Linked DNA regions of Mus musculus: all the other regions are linked to region 3. A link is a loop called in an ENCODE intact Hi-C map of the cell type or tissue named here. Cell type or tissue: heart. All regions are shown on one strand.

What was found. A loop is a pair of places that touch in the nucleus more often than their neighbours do. Peaks named below come from ENCODE experiments on the same cell type or tissue, not always from the same donor. Only the 100,000 strongest peaks of a DNase experiment are listed, where the experiment ranks them.
Region 1: a loop joins it to region 3, with 2.8 times the contacts of the local background. A loop is called at or near these places in 11 of 42 quality-filtered maps.
Region 2: a loop joins it to region 3, with 8 times the contacts of the local background. A loop is called at or near these places in 36 of 42 quality-filtered maps.

Annotation. Positions count from the first base shown.
Region 1 is chr6:31,539,998-31,547,997 of GRCm38, forward strand. All of the region lies in intron 1 of Podxl (podocalyxin-like), which reads right to left. Among named protein-coding and RNA genes, the nearest start is that of Podxl, 20 kb to the right of the region's middle. In heart, no CTCF peak of the experiment used is centred here; a DNase peak (open chromatin) is centred at 4,514; H3K4me3 peaks cover 717 bases; H3K27ac peaks cover 2,691 bases.
Region 2 is chr6:31,520,981-31,528,980 of GRCm38, forward strand. Podxl (podocalyxin-like) reads right to left here. Exons shown (of 8, transcript NM_013723.3): 2 at 7,478-8,000; 3 at 5,567-5,775; 4 at 5,222-5,293; 5 at 3,959-4,112; 6 at 3,690-3,751; 7 at 3,325-3,492; 8 at 1-2,239. The coding sequence ends at 2,042. Among named protein-coding and RNA genes, the nearest start is that of Podxl, 39 kb to the right of the region's middle. In heart, CTCF peaks have their summits at 4,706 (motif pointing right), 7,116 (motif pointing right) and 7,756; a DNase peak (open chromatin) is centred at 4,451; H3K27ac peaks cover 516 bases.
Region 3 is chr6:31,636,639-31,644,638 of GRCm38, forward strand. No RefSeq gene overlaps it. Among named protein-coding and RNA genes, the nearest start is that of Gm13846, 10 kb to the right of the region's middle. In heart, CTCF peaks have their summits at 1,210, 3,017 (motif pointing left) and 7,080 (motif pointing left); DNase peaks (open chromatin) are centred at 933, 1,973, 3,033 and 5,983; H3K4me3 peaks cover 2,224 bases; H3K27ac peaks cover 5,211 bases.

The DNA.
Region 1 (8,000 bases), 97 kb before region 3:
CTTTTTTTGGAGACAGTGCCTCACTACATAATCCAGGCTTTTGGTAACCCTATAATCCCCCCCTTTCTTCACATCCAGAGTGCTGGGATTGCAGGCATGCATGAACACAGCAGCTTAAAATACACACTGTAGGTGTGCGTGTGTGTGTGCGCACACGCATGGGTGACTGGAGAACAGCAGAGTGGCTAGAGAGACTGAAGAAGGGGAGGGGCTTTGTGAGGTTATTTGGGCAACTGCAGCACTGTGGTGATGGATAAGGAGAAGCAGAACCAAGCACCTCAAAGGCGTGGCTTTCTTTGCTGTACATGGTGAAATAGTCAAGTGGGATGCTGAGGAAACCCCAGGACCAATGAAGTCTACGGAAACAAAGTCAGCCACATTCTAGACGTGTCCATCACACAGCCTCACTGCATAGAACAACTCCCCTCTGCAGTAAGGAGAACCCAGCCTGAGCTCTCTGTGTTGTGTTTAATTACCTGCTTAGTCCAACTTCACAGGTAAAATCAGTTTGAAACTCATAACCCGTGCCTTTGGGTGAAACACACTTTTACCACTTAAAAACACAAAGTCCACAGTTCTCTGTAGACTGCCGTCAAAAAGCTATTGTTCAGACAGATCGCAGACAAGCAAGAGAGAGGTGGAGTGGAGAAGCTAAACAAGTCCTGAAGTCTAGAGATGTCAGGGTGAGCTCAAGTTTTTACCTCATTCATTCATTTACTCGTTTGTTTGTTTACTGTATTCATTCATTCATTCATTCATTCATTCATTGTGTGGCAAGGAGTGTCAGGTGATGAGTTTGGAGGTCAGTAGACTCTCTCCTTCCACCGTGTGGTTCCAGGGACCAAGCAGCTTGTCAGACTTGCCAGCAAGGGCCTTTACCTCTGAGCCAACTTGCCAGCTCACGAGCTCATTTTACTGTTTTGTACGGCTAGTCCGATGAATATACACGACTGCATCTTCTTGCTCTGCCCCATGGCAGCACCTAGCAGGTGTGACAAAGCAGCAGCACACAACCTGGGACCAGACTGTGCCTACCTAATGTCATCCTCCAGGAACACGCACCAACCAGGGCTCCTGGAGAAAGGTTTGCGCTTCTATCGCTGATGGAGCAGCTGAGCCCAGAACATCTTGTAATGCCAGGACAAGTGAGGAAGACAACAAGAAACAAAGAGCAAGTCCAAAAGACAGAAAGCAGCCAAATGAGGGATCCACCCGGAGGAGCCAGTCGTGGGCCGTTTGAAAACAATAAGGCGTCAGGATGAATGCCTGGGTGTGGGTGTAGGGGACCATAGTAAGCAAAGACCAGATCCTTATAGAATCCCAAAGGGTCCAGTTATCCTCCTCCAAGAAGTCTGCAAAAGCAACCACAAGCAAAACAGACACGCTCTGCTTGCGACAACTTCCCCCAAAGGCTTGTGCTGGATATTTGGTCCCCAGATGAAGCAGGTCAGCAGATGACCAAGGGTGTGCCTTGGAGGGGTGTATCTTTGCCCTGCCGAGTCCCCTCTCTCCCCTCCCCTCCCTGAAGCTCTGCCTCACCACCAGTTCAGACTCACAGAGCCAAGCGACCATGAACCCCTCGGAAACCATGAGCCAAAATAAACATGTCTTCCTTTGTTCTTCTTAATTTGTTACAGCAGAAAGCCTCTAACTCAAGACATTTCACAGAAAAATGAGAAACAGTACATATAAGCCAGGAACATCAAGAAATGTCACTAGCTAAAGAAGTGCAAAATAAAAGAGGGGGTTGCCATTTCATATCCCCCTAATCAGCAAAACCTGTAAATCCAGACAAGGGGTAGGCAGCAAGAATATGGAGTAAAGGTCAGAAGACATGTGCAAAGGTAAACCCGCTTTGCCACCCAGAACCACTGTCCAGTACATTTCTGACACATGTACAAAGGAATGTGGTGCAAAGACAGCTCCTACGGATGAAGGCCGATGAGGTCAATTCAAAGACTGGTCTTTTTTTAAAAAGCATATGGATTAAGTGAAAATCTGCACAAATACTCTGCAAAATAGAACACTGGGCATGTGCAATTCTCTCAACTTTTGGTTCAGCAACTTTTGATTGTACCACTCCATGCTTACCCTAAGGAGTTCCAGAAACACCTCCAAGGTTGCTTTTTGTATTGGCCCCATACAGACAAGAATAAATGTTTACCAATGGAGGTAGTAATAAGATGTGATTGCAGTCATGTACCTGAATACTATAGAACAGGAACAGGGGTGACTTGTGTTTACATTTACAATTACATTAATTCATTGAAAATTAAAAGTCCAAGACGACTTCTTATTTGAGAGAGCAAGCACGCCATGTTCCAGCCAGCATCAGCAGGCTGCAACAGTAGGTCTGAAGTTAAGGTCCACTTAGATGACATAGAGAGACAAGGCAAAAGGCAAAGCAAAAAGTGACGCATACTTGATTATACCATTCCAAAACTGCCAAAATGTATCCTTAGGGATAGAAACTAGAAAACACTTGTTTAACTTTACAGAGATTCCCAACACTGCATTCTGGGCAATTACCTACAGTGGGAAACAGAGACAACAAGGGTTCCTGCCATCTGTTTTTCAGGCAAGAATAGCTGCTGAGCCATGAGCCTAGCAACATCTGGGAGGGGGGTGCTGGAAAGCAGAGGCACAGGGCAGCTGGAAGCCTCCTGATGAGGGAGCCTATGGAGAGAGCACAGCTGGGGGCTCTAGGTGGAGGTGGGGAGAGGCAGCTCAGGCAGGGATCCTCTTCTGCACGGGTGACTGGTCTCCTTCTACTGCCTCTCTGAGTCCTTGAGATATAAAGAGAGCTACATTGGTGCCTGGATATGGGACATCTGCATCTTTGAAAGGTCAAGGAAGAGGATGACAAACACAGACCTCTGCCCGTTTGTAATTTGGGGACAGGGAGATCTTACACATGGCAGTTCAAATGCTCATATTCAGAACTCTCCAAGTGGTCCCTATCTAATGACAGCAGCAGCTGCTGCAGGGGCTGCTGAGGAAGTGAAGCTGATGGGATGGTTATGGGGGAGGTGAAGGAAGGGGTAAGAAATGCCCTGGGTGATGGTGATGCACACCTTTAATCTCAGCACTCTGGAGGCATTGGCAGGAGGATCTGAGTTCGAGGCCAGGCTGATCTACAAGGTGAGTTCCAGGACAGGTACGCAGAGAAACTCTGTCTCTAAATAAATAAGTATGTAAAGAAAGAAATAATAAGATATTCCCATTGAAAATAGCAAACAAGAACCTACTAGAAAAGTGGTTCTCAAGCCCCAGCCAGCATCAAAACTCCAGGAGGGTTTGCAACATTCCAATGTTTACACCAGTTCTGGGAGAAACAGACGATAGTGGGACAACTTGCTGGTTTCTTGGGTTCCCACTGTTGGATGCTGCTGGTCAGAGGACCACTTTCAGAAACATTATACTAGACAAATAAGACGTGATTGTTGGGTAGCATTCGGTGGCAACATAAAGCACAATTTGTGAGTGTAAGATGAACTGAGTCAGCCGTGTGCCTCTGCTCCAGCAGCGGTCAGATGCTTAGAAGCTGGGAGAGAAAGCGGAGGGGAAGGACCACCTGGAAAGAGGAGAACAGGGGTCTGTGATAGAGGACCAGTGAGACCCAGGGTGGCTAAGAGAAAGACAGACTATAGAGCTCAATTCCTGTGAGTGACGTGGGTTCATGGTCCGCCCTCTATAACCACAGTGGAGGGCTTGGCAGCTATGAACTCTGTTGCCCTTGTGATAGACCTGGCTTCAGCTCCCAGCACTCCTAGGGAGCCTCACAACCATCTATATAACTCCCGTTCTAAGCTACACGGACACCGGAAATGCATACCATGCTCATACAAAGCAGGCACATAAAATACATCTAAAGAAAAAAACAAAAAACAGAAAAACATGCAGACTTGCAACCCAGTGAAGATCCCTGGGTCTAGGTGACTTGAAGCATATAGAAGGATCAGTGCAGACTGTATGCAAATGCTATGCCATGTAATAAGCGACTCTACCAAGTGGGGGAAGGACAGGGTCTTAGCACCAGCCTCCTGCAAGTGCCGAAGGATGGCTCTGCACATGAGTTGGGGCAGAGGGACAGCGATCGGCAGCAAGAACACGGGCTGGTGGTGAGATTCGAAGTGTGGAAAGGAAATGGCCAAATGGGGCGCAGATGGAAAAGGGTAGGCAAACAGGTTAGACTGTTTCTCTTCTTATCTGAGAAGCTGTCCTGCGATAGAGGGGATGGAGGACAGGGCAGATGCTTGGCGAGGAGGAAAGGTTACCTCAGGCTGGGGTAGCTGCTGCCCCAGCAGGGTGGAGGACGGAGCAAAAGAAGGCCCTTTCAGCCTGCTCCCCAGGGAGAGGTGGGTGCTGCTTAAACCTTCCATAAGGGCTGGCTTCCTCCTGTTCCTGGCTGCTCCCAGACCTGGGACTGACTCCACTATTAATAGCAGAAAAGGAAACTGGAAAGAATGCTCCAGGAAGAGGGCGTGTGGAAGGCAGGCAGGAAGGCAGCAAGACTGGACTCCACCCGGACACTCGCCTGGCCTCTCCTTCCTTCCACCACAGCTCCTCACTCCAAGCTGTCACCTCCAGAGCAATGAAAGGACAGCTGGACCTGAGGCAGCCCTCCTTGGCTTAGTGGGACCAAAGAACACACACAGATGGGGACACAGACCCCGCCCCCAGCCTCTGACCCTGAGACCCAGGCACTGTGATGCATGCAGAGAGTTTCCAAGGTCCCTCAGAATATGAGCAATTCCTGTGTAACACTGTGCAATACACAGGTAAGCCAGCTTTTACTGGGACTTCGGAGTCATTGACACAACCACCAAGGAAGGTGTGCTCCAGGCTGCCTGCTTCGATGCTCAAGTGACACCCACTCCCTGAGACCCAGGAAGGACCTAGGGATAAGCAGCTCCAGGCTCAGCAAGTGAGGTCTGTCAGAGTCCGCACCCTCTCCAGGGCCATTTTTCCCTGGGCCCCTGATTCACAGACAGGGTCTGAGGGGCAGGAAAACACTGGAGCAACATTGGAGCATCTTCAGTCTGGAAGAGTAAAGTCTGAAATCAGTGTCTGCGTGAATCCTGGCAGCTCTGAAGCATCATCTCTTCCCTGCAGCTCCCAGCGACACCATCCTCAGCTCAGCCTTGAGGGCCACTGTCTTAGCCAGGGTTTCTAGTCCTGCACAAACATCATGACCAAGAAGCAAGTTGGGGAGGAAAGGGTTTATTCAGCTTACACTTCCACACTGCTGTTCATCACCAAAGGAAGTCAGGACTGGAACTCAAGCAGGTTAGGAAGCAGGAGCTGATGCAGAGGCCATGGAGGGATGTTACTTACTGGCTTGCTTCTCCTGGCTTGCTCAGCCTGCTCTCTTATAGAACCCAAGACGACCCCCAGAGATGGCACCACCCACAAATTGATCACTAATTGAGAAAATGCCCTACAGCTGGATCTCATGGAGGCATTTCCTCACCTGAAGCTCCTTTCTCTGTGGTAACTCCAGCTTGTGTCAAGTTGACACACAAAACCAGCCAGGTTCTCGAAAAGACAACTGTGGCTTGTTGTAGAGCCCACACCCATATAATCCAACCAGTCTCAAAAACCTTAACTATCACAGCAGCTAAGGCTCTTTGTCCAAATCAAGCAGAAATTACATTCTTTTGTCTTTTGAGGGGACACTCTGTCTACCGTGGAAAAACATGGGCCCTGCCCTGGCGTGGTTTCTCGTCTGGTTGGTCTATTTAGCTTCCCTCACGGACCTGCTCAGTTTTTCCTTTACAGGATACCCCGGCTCCCATATGCCCCACATCCGTACTTGGTCCCAGTGAAACTAAAGCAGAGGAAGAGGGTAGGAAGGAGCCCAACCATCTGACTTAAGTCTCCACAGTAGCTGTGTGGCCAGGCAACTGCCCACTCTCCATTTTCCCCCGTGTATCCAAGTGAGCAGTGGGCAGGAAGGGCAGGATGATAACCCTTGGCTTTAAGTACTCAGAACAGTGGGTTCACAAGACTCAACTATCATGAGCTGTGTCCTCCATGCCTGGAGGTACCTCCAACTTCCAGACCTCAGTTTTGCCCCTACCTATTTCCTGCTACAGAGCTGTGCACCCCACCTTTGCCTTCATCTCTCACATCTGCACCACCCTACGCAAGTGGAGGGAGGGGAATCCACAGTGCCCCCCCCCCACTGCTCTTGGGAGGGGACAAGTTAAAACTGGAAGGGGGATGGTGTCTGCTGTAAAGAAGGGCTCCAGATGAGGGGCTAAGCCACTATGACACAGTAATATGCCAAAGAGGAAAGCAAAGGCTTCTCCGAGTCCCAAAGTCTTTCCCACGAATGCTCAACTCTGTCCAGGGTGAACCCAAAGGCAATCCGAGATGATATTGTAAATTAATTAAGCATGGCTGTGTCCCAATAAAACTTTATTTACAACTGCATGCAGCCAAGCATTTATTGGTTGGCCTTTGATGTGCTTTTTCTCCTGGGTCTGGGGATTGACGCTTGTGTTTTCATCTAGCTACAAATCCTGTTCTATGATTTCCCTAGAGCCTCACGGTTCACTCGGATGCCTGCAATTAGAAGCGGAGCCAAAGCCTCACATACAAACACAGAAAAATACACACTCAACCCCTGAGAAAAACAACCAACCTGTTACCTACCACCAAAAAAGGAGAAGTCAAGATTAGTTTACAGACCTGAAGTTCTACAGCTCAGCAGCAGACCTAGGGGACTGGTGTCGTGATGGGACCTTGTAGGACTCTTCCCCTCTGTATGGCTGTTATCAACAACACTCCCTACTGCTTAGCAGGGAGGGACTGTGCCCATTCACCTTGCAGCCCAGACACCTGCAAAGTGTCTGTCCCAGTATACACCTAGTGTATTCCAGGGAAGGTGCCAACAGGGGCCACACATCCTGACTCTCAAGGGACTGTCAGTGCTAGCTGGCATCAGGGATGGGTACAGTCAGCCAGCGCTCCACCAGGTCACTATACCCAACTTACTTTCCACTTCCCTTCTCTCCAGAAGAGGTGACTGGAACCTGGTGGTGTGGGTCCCAGGACAGCTTTACAATAGCCTCTTCCTCCTTATTTGAAAAACTCTCCCACTCATTTTAAGGCTGGACGAGGCAACCCAGTAGGAGGAAGAGTCATAAGAGCTGGCAAAAGAGTCAGAGGCACCCCCCACTCCCACTGTTATGAGTCCCCCAAACGCCCCAAGCTGAACAACCATAGCATGTATACAGAGGACCCAGTGCAGACCATGAATACTCCGTGACTGTTGATTGTCGAATCTGTCTCTGTGAGCCCCTATGAGTCCTGCTTAGTTGATTCTGTGGCCTGTGTTCTCCTGGAGTCCTCGACCCCACTGGCTCCTACAATCCTTCCTCTCTCTATTCAGAGGGGTTCACCAAGCTCCACCTAATGTTTGCAAGGCCTGCTCCTTTCTGAAGGGAAAGGGGGGGGGAGACAGTGAATCTGGGGGAGAGGCACGGTGGGGGAAGGGACTTGGAGGATCGGAGGGAGGAGGCCATGCCCAAGATGTGTTGCATGAGAGAAGAATACATTTTGTTTTTGTTTATTTTTTTTAAACTGTCCCATGGAGGTGCCTGGCTTCCTGCTTTCCGATGTCATGTTAACTGGCAGGCGAGAGCTCTACTAGGAACTGTTAGCCAAGCTTCAGCCATGCAGACCTGGCTGGCTCAGGAGTGTCATCCTCATGTCTGCAGCAGCTTTCCCAACCCTCGAGTGTCCTTGAATGAATGCACCAGTCCTGAAGGCTCTCTCCTCACACTAATCTCCCATCACAAGCAGAGTCCTCCTGTGTGCTGTAATTTCTTGCCAGGCCAGATTCTCTTTTTCTCCCATGTCCATGAGAACCCCAACCAAGACACACAACCAGGACAGGGACTTGACTCCAGGGAACAATTTGACTGGCCAAGAAGTGATCCATTTGGCCTGGCTGTCTTATAATGAATGGGCAGTGACAACCCTTCCTCGTC
Region 2 (8,000 bases), 120 kb before region 3:
AAAGGCTACACAATTTGAGTGCACAAGAAGGAACACTGGGCCAGTCTGGTCAGAGCCATGGCTGTTCCTCCAGCCCAGACACACTATCTGTTGTCTAATATTACAATCATAGCTGACAGACTGTAGGGTTGAAATCTGTGACCAGTTTGCAGAAAAAGCATTTGCGGTCTGTCAAATGGCCTTGCCCCATTGAGAAGAAGAAATCCTGTCTGCCTCTCGGACCATGACAGAATGAACCCACTGGGTGGCAGAACCTAATGCAGGGATCAAACAGACCTAATTCCCCCCCCCCCCCCAGTTGGCACTGTTCCCCACACTCCCCTGCAAACCTTAGAGAAGCATGCCAAGGGGCTTGTTGAGTTCTTCTTAGCCTTTTTTTCAAGCTCCTGTGAAACTCACTAGGAGCCTTCCCTGACTTCTGTCAGCCTTTTCTTTCTCTCTAGTCTGTATCTCAGAGAGACAGTGGTAAAGATGGACTCAGGCAGAGGACACCTGTCTGCCCCCCTAGCTCCCCTTTCAAATAAGCTGCTCCAAACCAGACAGTCCTGGGAACTTATACCACAAGAATACAAACCATGGGCCTAATTCAAAGCTCCACACAGGGCCCCTTCCCCTTTCTCAGGAAACCCATCATCACTATGCTGGGCCCTCGCAACCTTGGACATGGCTGCCTGACACCGCTGAGCCTGGACAAATCCTGTGCTAGGTACTAGGCATGGTTTTATGTTCCCTGAGAGGCCATCAGAAATGGGACAGCTGGAATGCCACAAAGCACACCAGACACAAAAGCCTGGCTCCGTGCTGGGAGAGTAGGCCAAGGTATCTTAAAACTGCACAATCTGGGCCTTTCTCCATGTGGCAAAGGAGGGTGCAAACCGATGGAATTAGCTCACAGTCTCCACGATCTGAGCTTTGGCCTTTGGCAGTAAGGAGCTGGCGCACACACACACAACACACCACAGCACACCAACCCAAGCTCTCAGCAACTTGAAAAGTCCCTGAGCTTCCTGTGGAATAATAATAATGCCTGGTAGGTTAGATCGATTGTCTACTGAGACACATTTGCCAATCAGGGACCAGTTGGGACCCCAGGACATATCTGTTCCTAGACAACTGCTATGTGACACTAGGTTTTGAGGAGTCACCCACTCAGCTGAGCAGTGAACAACAAAAAAGGAGCAGAAGCAGACGGCCAGAGGAGATTTTTGAGAAGTGTCTTCTAGGGAGTGTCTTAAATGATAGGCCAGTCTCAGTACAGAATCAGCTGCCATGAGGAAGCTATTGGGGAAGCCATCAGAGCATGAGATGCCTTTGCCTGCCCACCCACCCCTTAGGCAGACTCCATTAGATAGTGAGGCCTGTGAGTTTAGTCCCAATCCCACTAAGAAAGGCAAGGAAATCAGAATGTAGAACAAGAAGTTCAAAGCCATGCCCTGGGAAATAATGGGACTAAAGACTAACTCATGAGAGGTGGGATACAACAAGCTAGCCGAGGCCATGTTATAGGAGATGGAAATTGGGGACCTGTCCTTGAGACCATAGAGGCTTGGTTTTCTTTTCCAGCCTGCCCACCTGCAAGTGTCTTGTGCCTTGGGGAATGGGCACAGATGAACACAGTAGTGTGTCTGGATGCAATTAAGCACCAGACTGAGGGAAACAACCTTTGTCACCAAAGGGCTGTGTGGCCCCGTGCAAGTCACCTGACCTCTTAAGGCCTCAGTTATGAGATGAGAGGGTGCCGTTCCTGGAGGAGCTCCAGAGACTCGCATGGCGTTCTCCATCTTCCTCCTGCCTTCCTGCTCTGGGCTCAGGCACAAGTAGGTTATTTTACATGAGGGAACTAGACAGAATGTGACTTTGTTGAACTTGAAAAGGAAAATTAAGGCCCTGTAGGGATTGTGAGGAGGGAGACAACCTTCGGAGTCCATTCTCCCTCCCCAGTCTTTCTGTCTTCAGGTGGGAAGATTTCCCCCTCCCTGTCCAAATGGCACTTTGGGTGGTCTGGAGCTCTGCAGTGCAGTTGGGGTGGCCAGCAGACAGATCAGAGGTGTGTGTCTTCCTCCTCATCTAGGTCATCCTTGGTCAAGTTGTCCAGAGGGACGATCCAACTGTCCCCCAGCTCCCCATTAAGGTTGACCACCTTCTTCTCCTGCATCTCAGAAGGAGTCTCCATCACTTCCAAGGTTGGGTTGTCATGGTAACCATTCTCCACTGTCTGCAGCTCCTCTGTGAGCCGTTGCTAAAATGGGGACAATAACACAGGAAGACGGCAATTTTGGAGTGCTGTGAGCTTTAATATGAAACATTTCCCCATTCAACCCAGGGACCTCAAGTTGGCCAGATTAAATTCCCGTGGTTCACTTGTGGGGGCAGAGACCACCCTGGCTACTAGCCTGACCATCTCATGAGTACTCCCCCATATCCTAAAATTACCAGCTGCTTTCTACCTTCATTCCGTGGCAGTCTGTGACATCATGGAGAGAGATTTCTGAAGACATTTTGTCCTTGAGATCTTTTTTCTCTTCTCCATCCCTCTCCATAAAAACCTCTGTTTTTCTACATCATTCCATAATAAATAACAGAGAAGAACAACATAAATAAATAAGTAAACAAACAAGGCTCCTTCAGAGCAGCCTGACAGGACTTTTCAGTGGTCAAGGTGAATAGGGTGGCCCTTACAGATGTGCAGACAGTAGTCTGTGCTCTGAGATCCAGCTGTGGATACACACTGCCATCACTCATGCCTCGGTCAATGCACGAGGTCAATAGGAGTGGGAACTGTCTTAATGCTCTCATTAGTTTACAGCTAGGGTGGAGACCCACAGCAGAACAGCACTGTAAAGTTGAGACAGGGTCCTGCTGTGTAGCCCAGGCTGACCTCCAACTTGCAATCCCCCGGCATCAGCTTCCCAAGTGCTGCCATTACAAATGTACGCCACCACTACACCAGAGAAGATGTGGTTCTAGTTGGTTGGGTGAAAGAAGCTTTTTTAGAGCAGCACTTGCCCAAGGCCATATATGATATATAATATATTTAGGGATCATATCCCCTAAGTCTCCAGAACAGGTCTGCAAGGGACCATCCCCACTATGCAGACGACAAGGCTGTAGACTTATGATTGACTTACAGACATTGACTTACAGACACGGCTTAACCCTAGTGTTTCTGCTCTTGCTTCCACATTTGAGTCTCCAGCGTTAGAGACAAGCTAGCTTGACAGCGGGGACAAGAACCTGTTCGAAGGCTCCAGGCCCACTCCTGTGGAGGGACCGAGTGAGAGACACATTGGGTAACTGGGCTACCTAGAGTAAGAAAACACTCACCTGGTCCTTCCTCTGGGAGATCCGCTGGTGACAGCAGCCGTAGAGGGCAGCAACAAGGAGCAGGAAGGATGCCATGCAGACGATGGTGATGATGAGCGGCAGGCTGAAGCGGTCCTCATTGACCTCTGGAGGCCCTTCCTTCCCCAGCTTCATGTCACTGACTCCGGCCTGGCCAAGACACAGAACTTAAGTGACAGAAAACGGGAGTCCAGACCGTTTGTCTCCACTCCAGTCTGTGTGGGTCTGCTGCTGCTATCCTACCACCCGCCCTGTTCATATGTCTGCCTCCTGCATGCTTATACTATCAAAGGAACTCCTCACCAGAAGGCACTGGGCTTAGGACAATACAGGGCAAAGCTCCTTACCTCTGTCAGGTCATCCCATCTGTCCTTCAGTAGCTCATACACGGCCTTAGGAGAAAGCTTCGCTGTGGGAGAGACAAGAGACAGATGCTGCCTCCAGGGTCCAGCCCAGAGTGAAATGTCAGGGGTAGAGGGGGTACCCAAGGGGAGGATGTCCCTCGGGTCTGCTGGGATGGTGGCTGGCTTGTATAGTCTTAGGTGCCTCCACCCCTAACCATCCTTCTGTGGCACTCCCTCCCACACAGGGTCCGGTCCCCTCACCCTCGACTCACTCTCGATAATGATTCTCTTCACTGCCACCGCCTGGTTATCTAGAATAGGGGCCACATGTAGAGTGCACAAATCCTCAGCTGGCTTGAAGGACGCTTTGACTGAGTGACACAGCAGTTCCACGAGTTTCTCTTTCTCATCCAGAGGGCTCCTTTCCTAGTGTACCGAGAGCACAAGTGATTCCCAGGCTTTGCCACAACAGCTCGGGCTTGTGAGGCTGCCCCCTGCCCGCTCAGCCTGCAACAGTCTCTTCTCCACCCTTCACTGGTGCTGCTCCCACGTCGCCAGGAATTAAGTTAAGGACTCCCAGGCTGGTCCTTAGCCTCTCAGTCTCGTTCTGAACTCTTTTCCCATCCCCTCAGCCTGGGCATCTTGTCTGCATGTCACCCCCCACCCCCGAGGCTTCCCCTGTCCTCCCTGCAAGGTTCCTAAGGCTCTGGACCCAGTGGCTGTATTATCATGCCTCAGCTGGGAGTGGGATTAAACAGGGTACAGCACTCCTCCATTGCCAGGGGAGAGAGGCAATCCCGGGATTGAAATCTGCCGTTCTCCAGCCTCTTGTTGCCACCTCAGGCTGATAGGGAAAGTGAGGCATGCAGAATAGGCAGAAGGGGGTTCTGGGGGTGTCCACAGGGTTACTTACACAAACCTAAGCCCAAAGAAGACGGAAACAGGGCTTTAGGGATGATGCTGAAGTGTATAAGCTACGGGCTGCAGAAATGTCTGCAAAACTGGCAGTGACCAGTAGAGGGCAGCCACCTCCTGCACCAAGGAGGTCAAGAGCTATGCAGTGCAGCCCCACCAAGCCCTGGGTCCCAGAACACTGGTGGTGTGAAGGGAGCTGTACACATTTCTATACCTTCTTATATGGAACTATGCAGGAGACCAGGGACTATGACTCCACTATCAGGACAGAGAGTGATTGCTCAGATCAGAACTCTTTTCTGAGGCCCTAGAGAATGAACTGGGGACCTCGAGCGCTAATCAAAGCTTTCTCTAGCACTCCTGTTACTTTTAAAGAGAAAGTCTCATTAAGTTGCCAGGGCTAGCCTCTGTTACACGCTGTGGCCAAGACGCGACTTTGACTTCAGTCCTTCTGCCTTAATATCCTAACTAGCTGGAACTAGAGGCCTGAGCCACAGGCCCGTGTGCACTGCCTGACTTAGATAAATCTGAAGCGTAGGTGGGGAACATCTACTCCCTTTGAGGAGTTGATGGGCAGGGTGGGATGTAGGGTGAGCTGGGGCTCGGGCACGTGTACTCACGCAAAGGCTGGCTCTTGTGAGGTTCAGAATAAGGAGTTCCTCATCTGGCCTTATGGGAGGTTCACAGTTTAGCTGGAAGAGGTCAAAAGATGAAGGTTTAGGCAGGAAGTCACCTGATCTTGGATTCTCCCCTTGGTGGGGGTGGGTGACACAGGGGAAGGGCACATGGCAAACTCAGGCATGGCTAGTCAGTTTCTCAGACAGGAGTACCTGGCTGCCCAGGGGTCAGAATAGAGGAAACGGCAAACAGACAACTTTTCCTTAGAGTGTCCAGCCAGGGACCCTGAGAAGGCCAAAGGAAAGGACTTCCCTTGAGTTTCTCATCCCACCCTCTGCTAGAATTACCTGGTAATTTCCAAAGGCCCAGATGGGAGAGGGTGTGCTGGGGCCTGGAGGGGCCACGGGAGTCCCATTAGAGATGAGGTGTGTGAACTCTTCAGTCGTAGTTCCCACTGTAGACGCCATAGACTGTTGCAGTGTGGAGACGGGCAATGTAGTGATGCCTGGTGTCTGGCTGGTGAGGGGCTGAGTGGCTTCAGAGGTGCCCAATGGTTCTGTAACAGACAAGGCAAAGGCTGAGGAGAACACAGTCTTTACTGGCTTCATGATTCTCACAAGCTGAAACCAGTAGCTATGAAGAGGAAAGAGGCAGAAATGAAGAAGTGGGGTCCTGGGCTCCAGGGACAGAATGAGTTAGACTTGGATGAAGTAAGAACTAAGTAGGAGTCACAGGAACTATGCTACAATTACCTCTCTGAGGCACAGGTGGGCCATAGCTAACACACTGCGCAGGCTCTGTAGGAGGGGTTGTGCTTTGTGTTTCAAAGACTTGCTCCTTTAGGACGGTCCCTGCTTATCAACAGGGAAACTGAAGCTCGGTGACTTGTCCAAGGTCACAGGGCACAACCGCAAAAGAGGAGGATTTCAACAGACCATTCTGAGCCTGTGCACCTGCTATAGGGTGTGGCCCTGTCCCCCAGGGCATAGGCTAATGCTCAGAAACTCTCACTCAGGATTTTAAGGTTCCTGAGCCGGCCATAGATTCTGACACTAATTTAAAGACTGGCACTTTAAAAACTAAATAAGCAGAAGCAGACATAAGACAGGATGTGACAGTGCACAGCTTTAATCCCAGCATCCGGGGGGCTGAGGCAGGCGGAGCTCTGTAAGTTTGGAGCCAGGCTGGTCTACAGAGTGGGTTCCTTCCAGGCCAGCCAGTCTCAGAAAAGGAAGGAAGGGAAGGACAGAGGAAGGGAGAGAGGGACAGAAGGAAGAAGGGAGGGAGAGAGAGAAGGAGGAAGGAAAGGAAGGGGCCAGAAAACAGCAGTATGCATACCATGCCACAAGTCCCGAAAGAAAGAACGAAAGCTCGAAGGAGTCAGCCACCCACCCTCCTGTCCCATTACATGGGTCCCTGGGGTCCAACTCAGGTCATCAGGTTTAGCAGCAAGTGCCACATGCTGACATTTATTTATTTATTTATTTATTTATTTTTACTTAATTAAAAGTGTATTTCTTACAGTGGATTGCTACCAAGCAAGTTTGAGACGCAGTTTTAGAATTCTCTAACACCCTGCGGCCACAACCTGTGGCACAAGCCTGGGCATAGATTCTGGCTTCGTTGAATCTATACACTGCTAGCCTCTATCACTGCTAAAAGGGGTATCCAAGGCTAGGTCTGATGAAGGCAGAAGACACGTAGAAGGGTTAAAACTCAGCATACACCGATATCTTCCAACTGACTGGTAGTATGAGAAAATGCACTGCCAAGTCTCCCCCCCCCCCCCCCCCCCCCACACACACACACACACACATTTTACCTGCATTTTTTGTCTACGGACCAAATGTGTGCAGTGCCCAAGTAAGCCAGAAGAGGGAGTCAGACGATTACAAATGGTTGTCAAGCGCCATGTGTACGCACCATGTGTATGTTGAGAATTGGACCTAGGTCCTCTGTAGGAGCAACCAGTGCTCTTACCAGCTGAGCCATTTCTCCAGGCCTTCTCATGTCTTAAGAAAAACAAAAGCGGCCTGACATGGCAGAGCACACCTTTAATCCCAGTACTCAGGAGGCAGAGGCAGGTAGATAGATCTCTGAGTTTGAGGCCAACCTTGGTCTACAGAGTATGAGTTCCAGGGCAGCCAAGGCTACAGAGTGAAACCCTTTCTTGAAAAACCAAAAGAGAGAAAAAAAAAAAAAAGGAAAAAGAAGGAAGGAAGAAAAGCAAAAACAAAAAATGCCAAGGAATGACTTACTGTGTGTAGTGGGCTTCCATGTCAGTGTAGAGTTGTCAGTGCTGGGCGTGGAGCCAGAGCTGCTGGGAACAGCAGCAGGGGTATGCTGCCCCACAGGATGGCTCGCTGTGCTCGGTGAAGAATCCACAGGCTGCTGAGGGCTTGTTGTGTTGTCTGTTGTGGGGGTAGAAAGAAGCTTTGAGGTGGTATTAAGGTCAGTAGGCTGAGAAGAGACGTTGATTAGCCCCAAAGTGGTTGTTGGGGCTGTGGTAAAACTGTCACCGCTCTTGCCTCCAGAGGAGGCTGTTTGTCCACTGCTACTGGTGAAGGCCGTGCTACTGGGAGAGCTTGTTTTAGTCTTGTCCACCTCGGAGACACTGGAAGTCAGATTGCCACCGCTTTGATTGCTCGTGGGGTTTGGGGTGGAGGTCGGCATAGATGGAGATTGGGTTGAGGTTGTGAATGGTGTAGGGTTGCTTGGCTGGGTTGAAGCAAGTGTAGATGCCACTGGGTGACCAGTTGTGACTTCTGTTGATGTTGTGGC
Region 3 (8,000 bases):
GTTTCTCAGGGAATTAGCATGCTGTTCTTAGCAGCTGCCATGTTGCAACTCTACCCACAATGCACTAGGATGATCTCCAGTCCTCCTTGCCATCACTAACAGGAGCAATGGGATTTCTCTTTGTGGTTGCCTTTGTATTTCTCTAAGGATTGATGGTGGTGTGAGGGCCATGGGGAGAGGAAGGCAACACCATGGGAGGCTGTGAGGAGACTAAGGCTAACCACCAGGATGCTCAGTTCTCCTCAGCACTGCGAAAGAGGACAGAAGACCTGCTCCCCACCTCAGTCCCTCTGCGGGGAGACAGGCCACTTGTGAAGAGGAAAGACCCCCAGGCAGGGCTGTAAATAGCTCTGGAATCTGCCCTGACAGGTTGATCCGTGTGGACCAGAGCAGGGGCAGCCGGGCTCTGTTCCTTCTCAAGGATTTACTGCTGCCTATCCGAGAGAGACAGCTCCGATGGCCAGAGTGCACCCTGAAGACTCCTTTGAAGTAAAGCAAGCGCTTTTAAGTGCAATCAGCTCCAGATAACCCGGACTCCCTGCTCAGGGCCCAGGAATGTCTCCCCTCTCCAAGCCCAACCTTGGAATCAGCCCTGACTGTCCTGGGAGTGACTCCTGGCCTTTAGAGACTTCGTTTGCTTTGTGGTGGCTGTGCGTTGTTGATTCGTACCCTTTCTTCTGTGCAAAGATTGAGGAGGACAGATACAGTTCTAGAAGGCAGTCTGTGGTCAGAGTTACAGAACAAACCGAGGCCTGGCAAGGGAGGGAAAGATACAAGAGAAATGGATGAAACTCAGAAATAGGTGTGGAGGAAAGTGTATGACCAGGCTAGGACGCAAAGTTCGAGCTTCAGTTTCCCCAGAGCTTGGGGTGGTTTGAGGCTGAGGAGGGAGGAAGCCAAAGGCCGTCTGGACGCCACGGAGTCTAAGAAACGGAAGGGGCTGGGACAGGGGCTGGACTTGACGCCCTCACATTAAAGCTTTCTGTATCCAACCAGTTCCCATCGTACTGTCTATTGCCACAGGTTTGCCCACTTTTGGTGCCTCTTATAACTGGGCTCAGACAGCATTTCCCCCTGTATGACACGGTTCCCCCCTCTCCCCCACTGGGCACCACATTCCTAAGGGCTGGTACCTGGGTCAGAATCCCCTGCTTTTGTGAGGCGGAGTAATAGCTCACCTTGTGGAAACAGTACATCTGCCTTCCTCCATTCACCCACAGAGGGCGTGTCTGAGAGCTTGATGGGCTGAGAGTCTGCCTGTCTGATCTCACTAAAAGGTGAGGATGTTTTCGCGTCTGAGAGACCCCTGGACTTGGCGGTCTCTCATCTCCCTGACTTCCCATGATCTGTAGTTGCAACTAATACTCTGTATTCCTGCCGTGTTTACTACTTCTGAACAAAGGATTTAGCTGTGAGCCTACTCTGATGAGCTTCTCAAAATGAAAACACGATAACAATCACTGGTTTTGTAGTTGAAAACAAACAAACAAACAAACAAACAAAAATCCAGCAACTTTTAAGGGTTGGGAGATTCTAAGTTACCTCGCTTGGTTCTGCCACTGACTGCAATTTTTCACTCCATTTTGGGGCTGAGGACGTCGGGGCTAGGACCCTGGGGAGGGAGGAGTATGGCGGTGGGGATGGGAAGATTGGAAGGGGTGGGGCCTGGGTTGCCTGATAAATAGTTACATCCAGGTGAAGACACCCTGCTCAGAGAGCGCACAGCCTTCCCTTTGTTCTACCGGAGCCTGGAGAATATTGTTTGTCTTTCCCTATTCTTGGTCCTTGGCTGGAGGCTCAGCACAAAAGAGAAGCCAATTCAGGCCAGAGGCCGGTTCCCAGCTCTGAGATTCACCAGATATCCTGAAATGGGCTCAACCTCCCAGGGCTTAGCTCCGGAGGGCCCCAGGATAGAGCTGACCGGAGAGGCCTAGCCTCAGGCACACAGTATGGTGTCCCAAGTTACCTATTGTCCCTCTGTGTCTCTCAGTGAAGCCCAATGGGAGGGGCCGCTGGCTCTGGGCGGAACCGGATTCCTTTCACTTGGCTCTCCTACCCTAACAGGACTTCAGCAGCATGTATGGGGATGGAGCAGGTGTGTCAGGAGAGGGGAGTAAGTAAGAGGAGGGCTTTGTACGTGGGGTCTGCCTCACTGGAGTCTTGTCTGCCCACCATGAGGGCAAAGGTGTCAGTCTGGACTCTGTTCCTCCTAATAAAGCAATGATAGTGTGTGTCGCGGGATCGCCTGGTTAGTTGAACAGAAAAGCAACCAGAAGGAAAGTACCCAATGAAGCAGAAAGTGGTGGCGGAGTTGCCTAGTTTCTGGGAGGAGAGAGGGAGGAGGTGATGGGGGAGGGAGGTCACCCTGGGAACTGATAGGTACCCTTGGCAACAGGGAGAGAGCCAAAGATAGAAACCAGCAGGCTCTCAAAGTGGGGTGTGGGATGTGACCAGGCCTCTTGCGTCTTGAGTTGTCTATATTGTATTTTCTGTGTGAAGTGCATGTGGTGTGTGAAATGTTGCATACATTGTTGTGTGCTGTGTGTGGTATATGTCGTACTCTGTGCTGTAGTGTGTTGTTGCATGTTGTAAAGAGTATTATATATGTGTCATGCTATATTGTGTTTATGATGTTGATATGTGGCTGTGTGCTCTGTACTGTAGCGTTTATATTGTATGTACTGTGCATGATATTAAGAATATGTACATTTAATATGTATTATATAGTGTGTGTGTGATGTTGGGTATGTGTGCTTGTTGTCTATTGAGTGTGTTGTATGTTATAAGGAGTTTGTATTGTTTACTGTAGTGTTTATATCGTGTGTGCTGTGTATGATATTAAATATGTATATATTATGTATGCACTGTCTATTTGTGTTATGTGCGAAGTTGGGAATGTGAATGTAGGTGTGTTGTGTGAGTTATTGGGGTTCCTTTCAGGGTGGCCTCTGACTGAAGTTGCCCTTTAAACAGCTGCTTCTGAGTGGGATGATGGTCAAGTCAGGTGGCTTGTGCCCGCCATCTGGTGGCCCAGAGTGGTACAGTGAATTGGCCACTGGGCCATTCTTCTCCATCATAGCTGAGTGTGTGTGTGTGTGTGTGTGTGTGTGTGTGTGTGTGTGTTGCTCCTCTGCTTCTGAACCTAGAGGGTGAGTTTCTCTCTAGGTTTCCTCAACTTTCTGGAATAAGTGTGGACAGTTAACTCCCAAGCAGCCTGTTTTCTAGATGGCTGAGGGTTGACACAGGTGAAGAGGGGGCCTGGAAGCTGGCAGGTGGCTTTATCTACCAGCTCAGGAATGAGTGCTCTATAAGGCTCCCAGGAAACCAGCTTTTCTCAGCCATGGCCGGGACCAGACAACAGAGGCAGTGCAAGAGATGTAGGGCTGACAGGGTGGGGGCCTCACAGGGCAGAGCACAGAGCAATATTCAGAGAGCTGGGCTCCTCTGTTGATCAGCTCAGGTGTAGAGTCTAAGCTGTCCAGGTCCTCTGCAGTGACTGTTGCCAGCTGTTACAGTGTGGCAGCTGTCTGCACAGTCCCTGGGGTTTGCCAGGGCAGCTCTATTCTCTGGCACTAGGTGGGTGGTACATTGTGTTAAGTAGTAAGATGTTTCTTCTTTAAAAAGCTTTGTTTGTTTTTATTTTATATGCATGAGTTTGTGCCTGCATGAATGTGTGTGTGCCACATACATGGATGTAATATCCACATAATCCAGAAGGGGTTGGATTTCCTGGAACTGGAGCTACAGAAGGCTCTGAGCCATCATGTGGGTGCTGGGGACTAAGCCTGGATCCTCGGCAAGATCAGCCAGCGCTCTTAACTACCGAGTCATCTTTCTAGTCCCAAAAATAGCAAGAGTTTTAAAAGATTTTATTATATTGTGGTTCTTCTCAGCCCCCGAAGCCCTACTGTGTGTACATGACACACAGTAGCTGAGAGCTGTATATCTTTTAGGCGATCTTGCATAGATTATTTCAACCATTTAACCAAGAAGATGGACAGAAGGCAACATTTCCAGAAAGACTCACACCCAGAAAGAGAAAGGCCATCCATTAGTGAACTCAAGTTCTGGAGTCAAGAAGACAGAGACTAGTGACTCATAGCCACTGGTTTCAGATGTCATTAAGAGAGAAAGAAAAACAGAGAAGGGATAGAGGAGATGTTCATTTGATAGCCACTTTGAGTTGGTTAGGACTTGGTGTAAGAATAGCTCTGTAGGTGTTTGGGCAATCTGATGTTCCAGGTGGGTGGTACTGAATCCAACAGGAGCTGGCTGCAGAGTACTGGTGGCAACCTCCCTTTGAGAGTTCTGGAGACACTGCTCTGGGAAGTGGCTTCTTTCCACCTGAATCTGATGCAAAGAGAAGAGGCTGGGCTTCCTGCAGCGGCTCAGGCCCATTATCCAGCAGTTGGGAGGCTTGAGACAGCTTGGCTACACAGTGAGAGCAAGAACCAGAGAAAACGCTGTGGTCTGACTTCAAATACTGTGGTCTCCACTCTTCCTTAGCTAGAGTAAAGGATCACAAAAGGGTGAGATTTGTTTGCCTATTTATATGGTATCACTATGAAGCCAGGCTGGCCTTGAAGCTGGTCCTTGCTCCTCAGTCTCTAAGTGCTAGGATTGCATGGATTGCTTGTCTATGATACCACCCTCAGCCTAATTTTTTTTTTTTAAAGATTCTCTCTGTGTAGCCCTGTATAGCCTGGAACTTGCTATCTAGACCAATCTGACCTCAAGTTCACAGAGATCTACCTACTTCTGCCCCTGCCTCCTGCAAAAGGTTCTTTAAAACTATTTTTTTAATGTGTAACATAAAAAAACAATTTTTTAAATGTGTATGAGTGTTTTGCCTGCATGCATGTCCATGCCAGACATGCAAGCAGTACCCATGAAGGCCAGAAAAGGGCATTGTATCCCCTGGGACTGGACTTACAGATTGTTATGAATTGCCATGTGGGTGCTAGGAATTGAACCCAAGTCCTCCGGAAAAGCAGCCAATGCTCTTAACCACTGAGTCATCTCTCTCTCCAGTCCCTGCAATTAGTTCTTGAAGATGTGGAAACATCTTATTCTTTTTACATTTATATCTATGCAGTGGGCATGGATGCAGCGTATCTGTGGTGTGATACTTTCCTGAGGAGGGAGAAAGCAAGAAAGTCAGCTGTCTATACAGACTCTTTAGGAGGGCAGTCATGAAGAACCCAGAACTGAGATCTGTGGTGTGGATCCTTTCACGCAGTCAGATGGGCTGGGATGGATGGATGGATGGATGGATGGATGGATGAATCTCAAGCCTCCTTGTTTCTGAGCTTTAAGGTCCTCTCCTGTCTACCTCAGCCTGGGTAAACAGAGCCTTGTTATTCTAGGCACAGGAGGTATTTAAAAACTCGAAGCTGCATGGGGAGCAACTCAGGGTAAAAGGACTAGGTCTAGGCTGGGAAGTCCCTGAACTCTCAGTGATTCTCAACTTTCCTAATGCTGCCATCCTTTAATACAGCTCTTCATGTTGTGATGATCCCCTCCCCCGAAACGATTAAATTATTTTTCATTGCTACTTCATAACTGTCATGAATAATAAGGTAAATATTTTCAGGGATAGTTGTCAAAAGGGACACGACCCACAGGTTGACAGGTTCTCCCCATACTATGGCAACAAGACTAGGATATCAGAGGATAAAAGCCAACCTTCAGGCCTGAAGTGCCACTGCCCATTCTTGGGGAGTCCCTGCAGCACCTGTGTATCTTGATGGCTACACAGAGATAGGAGAGTCTCAGGCCTAAGGGAAGGGCCGACTCTGAAACAGCAAGTCTTGCGTTGGGTGGGTGGCACCAAGTGGGAGTTGGCAGCTGCGGGCCACCTGCTGGGTACCAACCTGTTTCCAGGGACACCAGGGTCCCTACGAGGGGAATCACGTGTGTCAGGCCCACCCTGCAGGCATCCTGATAGGAGAAGCCAGGACAGACCCGAGGTGGGTGGGACAGGCCAACACAGGAAATGCCTGCTGGGCCTAAAAATAGTGTGGGAGGGGACAGGAAACAGAAACTTTGGGCCAACATGGAAATGCTTTCTGAGCTGATCAGGAAATGAGGACTGGGGCGGTAGGGATCGCCACCACCCAGCTGCACTGCAGCCCCGCCCCCAACCCCTCTGCCTGGCTGAGTCTGTGCCTGGCTGGGGGTAGGGAAGGTTGCTTCCCAACGTCCTCTCCCTTTGTTTCGAAGCAGAGCCGTGTGCTGCAGAGCTGTAACCGCACGTAGATGTCATGCTGTACTTGGATGGCAGCCTGCTCTTCCCAGAACTGAGGTGGTGCCTGGGAAAGTGGGCCCAGCAGGGTGGTTCAGTGGGTAAAGGCACTTGGCGCCAAGCCCCATGGTCTGACTTCAATCGCTGGGACTCAACATGGTGGAGAGCCGACTCTTGCCAGTTGTCCTTTGACCTCCACACAACCCTGTTTTCCTCCCCCACATAAATAAATGTAATAAAAAATTTAAAGCTGGGGAAATAAACTCTGCAAGCAAGAAACTCAAGGGTCTTTGGGAAGGAAGAAATTGAAGGGTATTCAAAACTTCTCACAGTGAGGTCCTCTTGCCTGTGCAGTGAAGGCTTTGGGGTCCCCAGCCTAGACTGAACCCTAACCCAATCAGTTTAGACTCTGGAGTGGGATCAAACAACTGTGTGGAGGTCAGAGGATAATGTGGGGGAGGTTGGTTCTCCTGCTATGTGGGTAGATCCTGGGGACCAAACTCAGGTCATCAGGATTGGTGGCAAGCACATTTACCCACTTAACTATCTTGCCAGCCTCCAACTTTTTTAAAAATTAAATTAATTTTTTTATGTATATGAGCTTTTTTTGTCTGCATGTATGCATATATGACATGTGTGGGCCTGGTATCTGTAGAGAGCAAAGGGCACTGGGTCCCCTGGAGATGGAGTTAAAACTAGTTGTGAGGGGCTGGTGAAATGGGTCTGCTGTTAAGAGCAGTGGTTGCTCTTCCAGAGGTCCAGTGTTCAATTCCCAGCAATTGCATGGTGGCTCACAACCATCTACAGTGGTATCTGATGTCCTCTTCTGGCCTGCAGGTGTATGTGCAGCAGAACACTCATACACTAAATAAATACAATAAAAAACAAATAGAAAAGAAAAATAGCCGTGAGCCATGTATGAGTGCTAGAATCTGAACCTAGGTCCTCTGTAAGAGTAGTAATTGTTCCTGACTACCGAGCTGTGGGAGCCGCCCTCACATTCGCCATTACAAGATGGCGCTGACATCCTGTGTTCTAAGTGGTAAACAAATAATCTGCGCATGTGCCAAGGGTAGTTCTCCACCCCATGTGCTCTGCCTTCCCCGTGACGACAACTCGGCCGATGGGCTGCAGCCAATCAGGGAGTGACACGTCCTAGGCGGAGGATAATTCTCCTTAAAAGGGACGGGGTTTCGCCATTCTCTCTCTTGCACTCTTGCTCTCTTGCACTCTGGCTCCTAAAGATGTAAGCAATAGAGCTCTTGCTCTCTTGCACTCTTGCTCCTGAAGATGTAAGCAATAAAGTTTTGCCGCAGAAGATTCCGGTTTGCTGTGTTCTTCCTGGCCAGTCGTGAACGCGTGTAAGACCGAGCCATCTCTTCAGCCCCATTTTGTTCCTTTGTAAAGGATGTACTCTGTGTGTGTGTGTGTGTGTGTGTGACTTCAGAGGACAGAAGAGGGCATCAGATCCTCCGTAGCTGGACTTATATGCAGTTGTGAATCACACAACATGGGCGCTGGGAACTAAACTCTATCTTCTGCAAGAGCAGCATGCATTAACCACACTGAGCCATCCTTCCAGTCCCCCACTTTTTAAAAGCTGTTTAGGAGTGTAATTTTTATATGCTGCAGTCAGTTAGCACATTAGCATGGATGAAGTCTCAATCAATAGTTCACACTGGAGGCCTGAGCTTGGCTTCCTGCTAAGGTGTACAACAGTAGTATTGGGTGCACTTGAAAAAACACTGATCCAGTC